Regions from separate parts of the Homo sapiens genome. Here regions 2 and 3 are each linked to region 1. The links are chromatin contacts, found by Hi-C or POLR2A ChIA-PET in ENCODE. All regions are on one chromosome and are shown on one strand. Each heading gives the region's core, a stretch centred on a gene start or an enhancer-like site at or near the end of the contact. The rest is flanking DNA. Distances are from core to core; before and after follow the strand shown.

The links. Hi-C counts contacts between places; a loop is a spot of excess contacts on that map. ChIA-PET counts read pairs that join two places held with the same protein, here RNA polymerase II (POLR2A). Pooled maps may share reads with other maps.
Region 2: a map of gastrocnemius medialis shows a loop between it and region 1 (3-fold over the local background). The contact joins the enhancer-like site here to the promoter of ZBTB17 in region 1. A Hi-C loop is called at or near these places in 4 of 168 maps with a recorded cell type or tissue (gastrocnemius medialis, heart left ventricle and transverse colon) and 5 of 50 pooled maps. POLR2A ChIA-PET finds 5 or more read pairs at or near these places in 9 of 52 experiments (AG04450, H1, HEK293 and 6 more).
Region 3: a loop to region 1 is called in a pooled map, with 2.1 times the contacts of the local background. The contact joins the promoter of TMEM82 here to the promoter of ZBTB17 in region 1. A Hi-C loop is called at or near these places in 1 of 50 pooled maps.

What each region holds. Positions count from the first base shown.
Region 1 is chr1:15,974,335-15,978,089 of GRCh38, reverse strand. It overlaps ZBTB17 (zinc finger and BTB domain containing 17), which reads left to right and starts at 1,989. Exons shown (of 16, transcript NM_003443.3): 1 at 1,989-2,107. RefSeq lists enhancers at 1,625-2,124, 3,016-3,125 and silencers at 2,126-2,225, 2,266-2,595.
Region 2 is chr1:15,791,904-15,795,547 of GRCh38, reverse strand. It overlaps the pseudogene RPL12P14. Among named protein-coding and RNA genes, the nearest start is that of UQCRHL, 14 kb to the left of the region's middle. RefSeq lists an enhancer at 3,271-3,644. Within about 2 kb of position 2,332, at least 3 of the 41 ENCODE cell types and tissues checked have a DNase peak (open chromatin) inside an H3K27ac peak, as active enhancers do.
Region 3 is chr1:15,740,370-15,743,992 of GRCh38, reverse strand. It overlaps TMEM82 (transmembrane protein 82), which reads right to left and starts at 1,494. Exons shown (of 6, transcript NM_001013641.3): 1 at 1,346-1,494; 2 at 1,086-1,158; 3 at 799-973. The coding sequence starts at 1,433. SLC25A34 (solute carrier family 25 member 34) reads right to left here. Exons shown (of 5, transcript NM_207348.3): 5 at 2,601-3,623. All of the region lies in intron 1 of SLC25A34-AS1 (SLC25A34 and TMEM82 antisense RNA 1), which reads left to right. RefSeq lists enhancers at 1-172, 1,133-1,913, 2,315-2,384.

The DNA.
Region 1 (3,755 bases), core at 740-3,239:
AATGAAGTAACTCAGGAATGGAAAACCAAATATCATATGCTCTCACTTTTAGGTGGGAGCTAAGCTATGAGGACGCAAAGGCATAAGAATGACACAATGGACTTTGGGAACTCAGGGGGAAAGGTGGGAGGGGTGAGGGATAAAAGACTACACTTTGGGTTGGCTGGGCGCAGTGGCTCACGCCTGCAATCCCAGCACTTTGGGAGGCCGAGGCGGGCGGATCACGAGGTCAGGACATCCAGACCATCCTGGCTAACACGGTGAAACCCCGTCTCTACTAAAAATACAAAAAATTAGCCGGGCATGGTGGCGGGCGCCTGTAGTCCCAGCTACTCGGGAGGCTGAGTCAGGAGAATGGCGTGAACCTGGGAGGCGGAACTTGCAGTGAGCCCAGATGGCGCCACTGCACTCCAGCCTGGGCAACAGAGCAAGACTCCATCTCAAAAAAAAAAAAAAAAAAAAAAAAAGACTACACCTTGGGTAGAATGTACACTGTTCAGGTCATGGGTCCCCCAAAATCACAGAAATCATCACTAAAGAACTTATCCATGTAACCAAACACCATGTGTTCCCCAAAAACTACTGAAATAAAAATTAAAAATATAGTTAAAAAGAACGGGTGAAGTTAGCCAGTTGTGGGTGCACATGCCTGTAGTCTCAGCTACTGGGGAGGTTGAAATGGGATGCTTAAGCCTAGGGGTTTCAGTCCAGCCGGGCAACATAGCGAGACCCCATCTAAAAAAAAAAAAAAGAAAGAAAAGAAAGACGGCCGGGCACGGCGGCTCACGCCTGTAATCCCAGCACTTTGGGAGGCTGAGGCAGGTGGATCACGAGGTCAGAAGATCGAGACCATCCTGGCTAACATGGTGAAACCCCGTCTCTACTAAAAATACAAAAAATTAGCCAGGTGTTGTGGCGGGCGCCTGTAGTCCCAGCTACTCTGGAGGCTGAGACAGGAGAATGGCGTGAACCCGGGAGGCGGAGCTTGCAGTGAACCGAGACAGCGCCACTGCACTCCAGCCTGGAAGACAGAGTGAGACTCTGTCTCCAAAAAAAAAAAAAAAACCTAAAGACAAGAAGGGGTGAAGTCAACTGCTGGGCTTTTTTGTTTCTCTAGCCATTGTGAAGACAGGAGTGAGTTGCCAGATTGGCATATGTTGCATCCCACTGAAGGCTAGTGGACATGAATCTCTAGGGAACAGTCTCCCCACTGCATACTTTCTTCAGCTGTGCTTGGCTGTTTGGGAGCTAACAAAGAGAAAAGGTGCATTTGGATTCACACAGCGTTGGTATTCTTACCAAATCCATGTGACAAAAAGGCAAGGGGGCAAAAGAGCTTACAGTAGTGGCAAGAGTGTTGTTAAAATTATAGATTATGGAAAATATGCAGGCCTAGAAGTAAACAAAGGAGAAAGCCCTCAGACTGTGAGAAAGTGGAGAAGTCAGTGGCCTAGAGCTACCAAAAAGGTAGAAGAGGGGCCACGGAGGGGCCATGCAAGTCTGCAGACACTTTTGTTTTCAGACACCTTTATTCACGTCCAAGACAATCAGGGAAGGGGATAATGTTCGGTTTAGAAGGTAGAAAAACACAACTGGGATCTGCAGCTTTGAAGCCACAAGTAGATTCATATCTCCGGTCCACCACTTACAAGATATGTGACCATGGACATTGATTTACACTTTTTGAGTCTGTTTTCCCTTTTTTAAAATTAGGAGAATAATACTATCTTATAATTGGTGTGAGGATTTAAAGAGATAATGCATGTAAAGCGCTTAACACAGTGCCTGGCACACAGTAAGAGCTGAACACATGATGTTACTGTTATATTTGGAAGAGAAACCAAGGCAGGGGTACAATGAGGACAACTCTGAGCGCCGAAGTACTGTAAGGTGGAACTTTTGGATAGCTAGGCGCATGCGTCTGTCTATGGGCGCTCTCCTAGCGAGGACGCTGCGCATGCGCCGGAAGTTGCAGCCGGGAAGCCTGCGAGGTCGGTTCCGCCCGACTCTAACATGGCGGCGCCCTTTGTCTGCTCTGGAGTGCCGTCCCCGGCCTTCTCGCGGCCGTGATGCACCTCCCTCTGCGGTGGGGTCCGGGACATGGCAGGTGAGTGTCAACAATCGCCCGGGGCCGGGGAAGTCCCGGGAGCCGGGGCGGAGGCGGCGGAGGATGGGGCGCGGTGGGACGCCGGTGACGGTTGTGTGGGGGAGGGGAGGGAAGTGGAATGGGACGCCAACCGGGGCTGAGGGGACACCGCTGGGCGGGAGATTGTGGGGTGGCGGGGCGGGGGGCGTCGCCGGGCGTGCTGGCGGGGAGTGGGCGGCCAGGCGACCGCCCGGGCGAGGGGGCGCGTGTCACCTCCCGGGCTGGATGACACCCCAGCTGGTAGCATCTCCGCCCCCGCCGCACGGCTGTCACCGCCCCTTGACCCCGCGCGCTGTCGAGGGTGGGCGTTCTGCGGCCGCGAGGGAGCGCAGTGCCGGGGCAGCTCCTGTCGGCCGGCCGGGGCGGGAGGGAGCGGGGCTGCCCGGGCCTAGGAGGAGCTGACAGAGGAGGCCGACGCTGTCCCTGTATAAAAGCATTTCATTCATTCATTCGTACTGCGGACGGTGGTTCAGCACCTGATAGATGGTGAAGCTAGAGCGAGTGATGCGGGCGGACTCGATCCTCCAGGATCCTCGATCCTGGAGTTAGGAGTGTGAACCGTGGAGCCCAGCAGCGGGGTTTGAATCCCCATTCCCTGCTGTGACCTTAGGCACTTTTGGCTTTTTCTCTCTGCCTGGGTTTATTCATCCTTTAAGCAGAGATGATAATAAAATCAGCCTCCTAAGATTGTAATAAAGGGGAAATGAGGCTCCTAGAACACTTATGGGTACAAAGTAAATGCTGTGTGTTTGTTGCTGTTATTAATTGTATCACCATTGTCACCCAGAGCTCAGAGACCCATGTGGGAGACATACAGGTAAATCAGCAATTCTGATACTGCTGCGAGGGCAGAAAGCCCTCCTTCCTCTGAAGCACGGAGTAGAGACACATCACTCAGCCTAGGGGGAATCCCGGGAGGCTTCTGTCCCCCAGAAAGCTAAGATCTAAGGGAAGCTCAGCGGAGTGAGGCAGGAAAACGGGTATTCCCAGTTAAGGGTGTAGTTTGTGAGAAAACTCATCTTCGTAGAGAGAGGAGAGAGAGATCAGGCTAAATAAAGAAGCAGACTGGGCCGGGCTCGTTGTCTCACGCTTGTAATCTCAGCACTTTGGGAGGCCCAGGCGGGCAGATCACTTGAGGTCAGGAGTTCGAGACCAGCCTGGCCAATATGGTGAAACCCCCGTCTCTACTAAAAATACAAAAATTAGCCGGTCGTGCTTGCGCGCGCCTGTAGTCCCAGCTGCTCAGGAGGCTGAGGTATGAGAATCGCTCGAACGCAGGAGGCGGAGGTTGCAGTGAGCCGAAACGGCGCCACTGCACTCCAGCCTGGGCGACAGAGCGAGATTCCGTCTCAAAAAAGAAAAAAAAAAAAAGCAGCAGCAAGCTGTGGTCTGGTCTTAGGGGACGTTGTAAACCTAGTTAAGGACTTTAAACTTTAGGTTAATGGGAAGCCATTTAAGAATCAGATCTGTGGCCAGGTGCGGTGGCTTACTCTGTAATTCTAGCACTTTGGGAGGCCAACGTGGGATGATCATTTGAGCCCAGGAGTTTGAGACAAGCCTGGGCAACATGGCAAGACCCCATCTTTATTAAAAGAAAAAAAAAAAAAAA
Region 2 (3,644 bases), core at 1,083-3,582, 180 kb after region 1:
GGGGGGACAGCTAAGAACAGTCACATTCATAGGTCAGGAATATTGAAATGAATGTGCAAATGAAAACTGGTTTTTCAACAAGAAAGCGAGGGAGAACCTCTACTAGACAGGGCAATATATCATTTACCTATAATTTACAGAGCTGTAAAGTCGCTCAAAGACAATAAAAGGCTAGAATCTGATAACCAGGAAGGGTGTGCTGGGTGTAGATAGTGCATTATTTTCCACTGAATCACATACATTTTTTTCTGCAGAAGGAAGGTTATGAGCAGGGTACACTCCAGAGTCTCTCTAATCTGATGCTCACTCTCTGAGAATTAGTATGAGTCATACAGGATACAAGGACCTTTCTGGATGGATTGGGAAAATTATATGTCACTTACAAGCAAGAGGCCTGCAGTCTAAACTCCCCCTCTTAAGATGCAGGTCTTGGCCTGGCGTGGTGGATCACACATGTAATTCTAGCACTTTGGGAGGCCAAAGCAGGAGGATCACTTGAGCTCAGAAGTTCAAGAGCAGCCTGGGCAACATAGAGAGACCTCATCTCTAAAAAAAAAAAAAAAAAAAAAAAAGATGCAGGTCTTAGCTGGGCACGGTGGCTCACTCCTGTAATCCCAGCACTTGGGAGGCCGAGGCAGGAGGATTGCTTGAGGCCAAGAGTTCCAAATCAGCCTAAGCAGCATGGTAAAACCCCATCTTTACAAAAAATTTAAAAAATTAGTCAGGTGTGGTGGTGCATGCTTGGGGTCCCAGCTACTTGGGAGGCTGAGGTAGGAGGACTGCTTGAGCCCAGGACATCATCAAAGCTGCAGTGAGCTGTATTTGCACCACTGTACTCCAGCCTGGGCAACAGAGTGAGACTGTGTCTCAAAAAAAAAAAAGATGCAGAGATGCAGAGCTCCAGACATTAAAGGTTTTTTCAGTTGGACATTGGCACCTGTGTTACACGATGGGTTCTGAAACATTCTAGAATATGGATTTCTGAAGTGGGTCTGTAGTGGAGGACTATAGAATTTTCACTGGACCTGCTTTGATCCTGTCTCTGCTGTGCGGCCTTGTGCAGTTATACCAGCTCTCTGATGTGCAGCTTCCTCCTCTTTGGCAATGTCAAAATTGCTACTTCATAGATTATTTTGTTACATAAACTGTACATTAAAGTGAGGAGAACATTTTTTGGAAAATGTTCTCAGTCCCTGCAATTCTTCCTCATCAGCTCAGCCTCCTCCCCTCTCCCCATCCCCCCATTCAATTCCCGGTTCCCACCATTTGTCTCTCTAGCAGGGTAGGGAGGGGCTTGGGTTGCCCTGGAGGGGCTGGCCTGTGGCCTGTGCTGGGTGAAGTTCACACCTGGGTGTGCCCTCGGGAAAGGGGCCTCTGGGGACAGGGTGACCATCAGAAAGGCTCAGGGCTCCCAGTGCACCATGCTGTCCTTTGTCCCAGCTCTGATTCTGTGCTTACTGTGCCCAGGTTCCCAGGTATGGAATTGCAGGGTAGCAGCATGGGGACTTCCAGGTGGGCCCCTCCTAGCAGGTGGGGGTTTGAGCCAATGAAGAATTCAGTCTGCTGACACAGGTCTCCCTCCAAAAGGGCGTGTCTCTAGGACAGAGGCAGCAATTCCACAGCCATATCACTCACTTTCTAGTTTTTTGTTTTGTTTTGTTTTGGAGAGAGGGTCTCGCTCTGTGGCCCAGGCTGGAGGGCAGTGGCGTGGTGCGATCTCAGCTTACTTCAACCTCTGCATCCCAGGCTCAGGTGAATCTCCCAACTCAGTTTCCCAAGTAGCTGGGACCACAGGTGCTCACCACCACGCCCGCCTAATTTTTCTTTTTTTCTTTTTTTTTTTTTTTGAGACGGAGTTTCGCTCTCGTTGCCCAGGCTGGAGTGCAATGGCGTGATCTCGGCTCACCACAACCTCCGCCTCCCAGGTTCAAGCAATTCTCCTGCCTCAGCCTCCCGAGTAGCTGGGATTACAGGCATGCACCATCACGCCCAGCTAATTTTGTATTTTTATAGTAGAGACGGGGTTTCTCCATGTTGAGGCTGGTCATGAACTCCTGACATCAGGTGATCCACCCGCCTCGGCCTCCCAAAGTGCTGGGATTACAGGCATGAGCCACTGCGCCTGGCCCTGCCTAATTTTTCTATTTTTAGTAGAGATGGAGTTTCTCCACATTGCCCAGGCTGGACACTCTTTCTTTTTCTTTTTTTTCCACCAGTTGTCAAGTGATCCTTTATTGAAATATTTTCCTTTCTGCTTCTTAACTGGCTGGGCATTCCACAGCACCACTGTTGATGTCATCTATGATGTCATGAGGGTAGCGGCCATCAACATTACAGCCCACAGACTGGGCAGTCCCCAGGATCTCTTTAATGGTTCCAGAGAGTTCCCTGGCTAAAGATCGGTGCCACGTGTGTCAAGCAATGTTGACGATCTCATCAAAAGTGATATTCCCACTGTGTTTAATGTTTTTCTGTTTCTTTCTGTCTCTTAGTGGTTCCCTGAGGGCTTTGATGATCAGGGCAGAGGCAGAAGGCACCACCTCAATCTGGGCCTGTCTGTTCTGAATGGTCAGTTTCACTGTAATCCTCAGGCCCTTCCGGTAACCCGTTGCCTTGGCAATGTTATCACCAACCTTTTTTGGAGACAGACCCAGGGGGCCGATCTTGGGGGCCAGCGCAGAAGCAGCGACTTCACCTCCAGTGCACCTCAGGTATACAACTTTGATCTCTCTGGGGTCAAACTTCACGGCATGGTGGAGGTGGCTGGTGTGGGATGAACCCGGATTCGGGACAACCGAAGAAAGTTGCACCTTGGTCTCCTTCTCTTTTTTTTTTTTTTTTTTTTTTTTTTTTTTTTTTTTTTTGAGACAGAGTCTTTCTCTGAGAGAGAGTCTAGCTCTATCGCCCAGGCTGGAGTGCAGTGGCATGATCTTGGCTCACTGCAACCTCCGCCTTCCGGGTTCAAGCGATTCTCCTGTCTCAGTCTCCTGAATAGCTGGGACTACAGGCACACGCCACCATGCCCGGCTAATTTTTGTATTTTTAGTAGAGACGAGGGTCTCACCATATTGGTCAGGCTGATCTCGAACTCCTGACCTCAGGTGATCCACCGGCCTCTGCCTCCCAAAGTGCTGGGATTACAGGCGTGAGCCACCGTGCCTGGCCCAGGCTGGACACTTTCTAGTTTTGCAATCTGTTCTCTCCTCTCAGCCTCACTGCCACCCTGCGTGGTGCGTGGGCCGGAATGACCCTTCCCCTCTTGCAGTTTGGAGAAGTTGAGGACCCGTGTGAACCCTGAAATCATTCATGCCCGGGCTCCCCGTTCGCCAGCCCATGCTGCCCTCTAGTGGTTGTGTGCGCACCTGCCTTTAGGGAGTCCAGGACAGCCGGGACAACCAGCTCATCTGCAGACAGCAGTGGCCAGCCTTCCCAGGCTGCGCAGGGGACCCTAGGCAGGGACCGTCCCCCTCAGGACCCTTCCAGCACTGCATGCCTTCACCAGCTCCTCTTCCTGTCTCGCAGCATCTGGTTTAGATGCATAGATAGATGTATTATATACGTATATTTTAATTGTGCTAAAATACATGTAAAATTTACCATCGCAACTAACTGTACGGTTTCATGGCATTAAGTACCTTCACACT
Region 3 (3,623 bases), core at 245-2,744, 230 kb after region 1:
CATATGGGTTTTGTTTTGTTTTTTTTTTTAGACAGAGTCTTGCTCTGTCACCCAGGCTGGAGTACAGTGGCTCGATCTCCGCTCACTGCAACCTCCGCCTCCTGGGTTCAAGCAATTCTCCTGCCTCAGCCTCCCAAGAAGCTGGGATTACAGGCACCCGCCACCATGCCCAGCTAATTTTTTTGTTTGTTTGTTTTTGTTTTTAGAGATGGGGTTTCTCCATGTTGGCCAGGCTGGTCTCGAAATCCTAACCTCAGGTGATCCGCCTGCCTCGGCCTCCCAAAGTGCTGGGATTACAGGCGTGAGCCACCACGCCCAGCCTTCAATCATGTCTTAGTACTTGGGGCCCATCTGTTAGCTGAAGGGTGGTGGTTCAGAGTCTCAGAGACCTGGGTCCAAAGCCTGACTCTATCTGTTGACCATAGACAAGCCACATACTCTCTGAGCCTTAGTTTCCCCATCTGTGAAATGGGGAATCAGAGCAAACCTTTACCCCTGTGGCTGTGAGGATTACGTGATGCACACGGTGCACTCGGCGCAGGGCCTGGCATTTGGGGGGCCGGATCTACAGAAACTGTCGCTCTTGTCTTCTTGGGACTGGGACTGTGTCCACTGTGAGTGTGGCCGCTTCCGCAACCAAACCCAAAGGTGCAACCTGCAGCCTCTGTTCTCAGTCTTACGGAAAATACGGCGAAGAGGCTGGGATGCTGGACCTGGGCCCTGCTGCCCACATTCCGGGGGTGAGCCCGGGCCCTGGGCTGGGGAGTGATCCACCCACTGCCTTCCCGGAGGCCTCACCTTGCCCAGGGACAGCAGCGTGGACACGGCCCGGAGGGAGAACTCGAGCACCACGAGGGCAGCCACCCGGGACCCCACGACCGTCAGAAACAGGGCCAGCCCTGCCAGGTGCACCGTTTCCAGGGAGGCCCACTGGGCCCGAAGCCGCTCCTTTTCGGGTCGCCGCTGCGGGTCACTTTGGGGACAGAATGGGTGTGGGCAGGGGTGCAGAACTGCCACCTTCGACCCCTGGTGGGGGTCCCCGTGCCCCCAGCCACATTCCCTGGGGGGATGAGGTGGGCACTCACTTGGCACAGCCCACGAAGAAGTAAACTTTCAGGAGGCTGTTCAGGACCAAGACTCCAAGGGCCCCGATCAGGCCTGAGGGGGCGGGAGGGAGGCAGCGAGGCAGCGTGCAGGGGTGTTAGGAGGGCAGGCTTCATTGGTAGGGTCAGAGGGGGCGGCCAAGGGGCAGGGGTGTCGGGAGACCAGGTGGGTGGGGTCCACCCTGCACTGCAAAGAGCTGGAAGGGGGCGGGGCCAAGGCAGGAATGGGGCGAGGTGCTCACCTTGCAGGAGGGAGTCAAGGAGGCTAGAGCCCCACTCGAGGGAGGGGAGGCCGGGGAGCCAGGAGGGGAGGGATGGAAGAGAGAACATGGCAGCCCCGGAAGGAGCCCCAGCCTCCGGCCAGGTCTGCGTAAGGACAGACCAACGTCACTGGGCAAAGGTGTCGGTGGAGGGAAGGAGAGAGGCTGGGAGGGGTCAAAGGCCCAGGGGAGGGGAGGGGAGGAGAGCCAGGGGTGTTAACCCTTCGAGGCCCAGAAGGGCAAGGTCCCAGCTCCAGGCACACGGGGTGCCTGGAGCCAGCTGCTGCCCGGGCTCCCCATTTGGGCAGTGTGGGGTGAAGGGACAGGTGTCTCTGGGCTGGTCTCTGGTCTCTGTCCCTGCTAAAGTCTGGCATCCACTTTACTTGAAATCTTCCTTGAGGGAGGACAGGCGCAGTGGCTTACACTTGTAATCCCAGCACTTTGGGAGGCCAAGGTGGGCAGATCACAAGGTCAGGAGTTCGAGACCAGCCTGACCAATATGGTAAAACTCTGTCTCTACTAAAAATACAAAAAATTAGCCGGGCGTGGTGGCAGGCACCTGTAATCCCAGCTACTCGGGAGGCTGAGGCAGGAGAATGGCTTGAACCCAGGAGGCGGAGGTTGCAGTGAGCTGAGATCACACCATTGCACTCCAGCCTGGGCAACAGAGCAACACTCTGTCTAAAAAAAAAAAAAAAAAAAAAAAATAGCAATCTTCCTTGAGGGCTTGAACCACCCAATGCCCCTTCGAAGTCCCAGGCTCCATCTGTCCTGCCCCGCCTTAGGTGTGGGTCCTGTCCTCTTGCAGCCTGAAGTGTGGGCTCTGACCCTTCAGCCCAGGGTCTGAGAGTAGGGACTCTATCCCCCCATAGCCAGAGATCAGCTGTGCCCTCTCAGCCTGAGGTCTGGGGCTCTCTTCCCCCACAGCCAGGAGGTCAGCTCTGCCTGCTTTTTGTAAGGTCTGGTTCCAGCTTCCCAAAGCCTCCGGCTCTGACTCGGTGTGGAATCTCCTGCAGCCCGAGCCTGCCTGAGCCTTCTCCTCCCACAGGCCGGGGCCGCCCTTCCTGATGCTCCTCCCTGGGTCCACTAGGTGGCAGGCCTCACCTGGGTCCAGCAGGGCGGAGCTGAACAGGTGGACCACGGCTCCCATCCTGCTTTCACAAACAGAAAGGGCAGAGGGAGCAGAAGGTGGGGGTCAGGGATGGGGGAGACTGAGATTCACCACAGAGGAGGGTCGTTGAAGTAAACAAAATATAAAACTTTATTGGTTTGGAGTGTGCAGTAGCAGGTGTTCCTGGGAGCGGCCCTTACAGACTTGGGGTGTGGCTGGGAGGGCAGGTGGGGCTGCTCGGCAGCAGTCCTGCCCCTGCCAGGGAGTTGGCATCCATCTCTGCAGTGTGAAGGTCGGTGCGGCGCTGAGAGCACACCCACGGGGAATGGTGCTCAGTCTAGAGAAAGGCCCAGGGTCTGCTGCTGGCCCTGCCACGTCGCTTCCCTTTCCCGGGCCTCAGTCCCGGGAACAATGGGCACCTGGACTGAACAATGGGCACCCGGAGCTTCTTTCAGGCTTGTCAGGATATGTGCAAATGCCCACAGGGCGGGCAGCTGGGAGGCCCTCCGTGAGAGCCCTTAGATGATGTTGGCTGAGGCCAGGCGCGGTGGCTCACGCCTGTAATCCCAGCATTTTGGGAGGCCGAGGCGGGCGGCAAGGTCAGGCATTCAAGACCAGCCTGGCCAACACAGCGAAAGCCTGTCTCTACTAAAAATACAAAATTAGCTGGGCATGGTGGCGCACACCTATAGTCCCAGCAACTCGGGAGGCTGAGGCAGGAGAATCACTTGAACCTGGGAGGTGGAGGTTGTGGTGAGCCGAGATTGCACCACCGCACTCCAGCCTGGGCAACAAAGCGAGACTCCATCTCAAAAAAAAAGATGATGTTGGCTGAACTGCGGCCCCTGCAGAAGTGCATGTTGAAGTCCTACCCCCTAGTAGCTCAGGATGTGACTGTATATGGAGATAGGCTCTTGACAGAGATAATTAAGTTAAAATTGGGCCAAGTGAGGTGGCTCATGCCTGTAATCCCAGCACTTTGGGAGGCCAAGGCCAGTGGATCACTTGAGGTCAGGAGTTCGAGACCAGTCTGGCCAACATGGCAAAACCCCATCTCTACTAAAGATACAAAAATTGGCCGGGTGTGGTGGCACACACCTGTAATCCCAGCTACTCAGGAGGCTGGGGCAGGAGAATTGCTTGAACCTA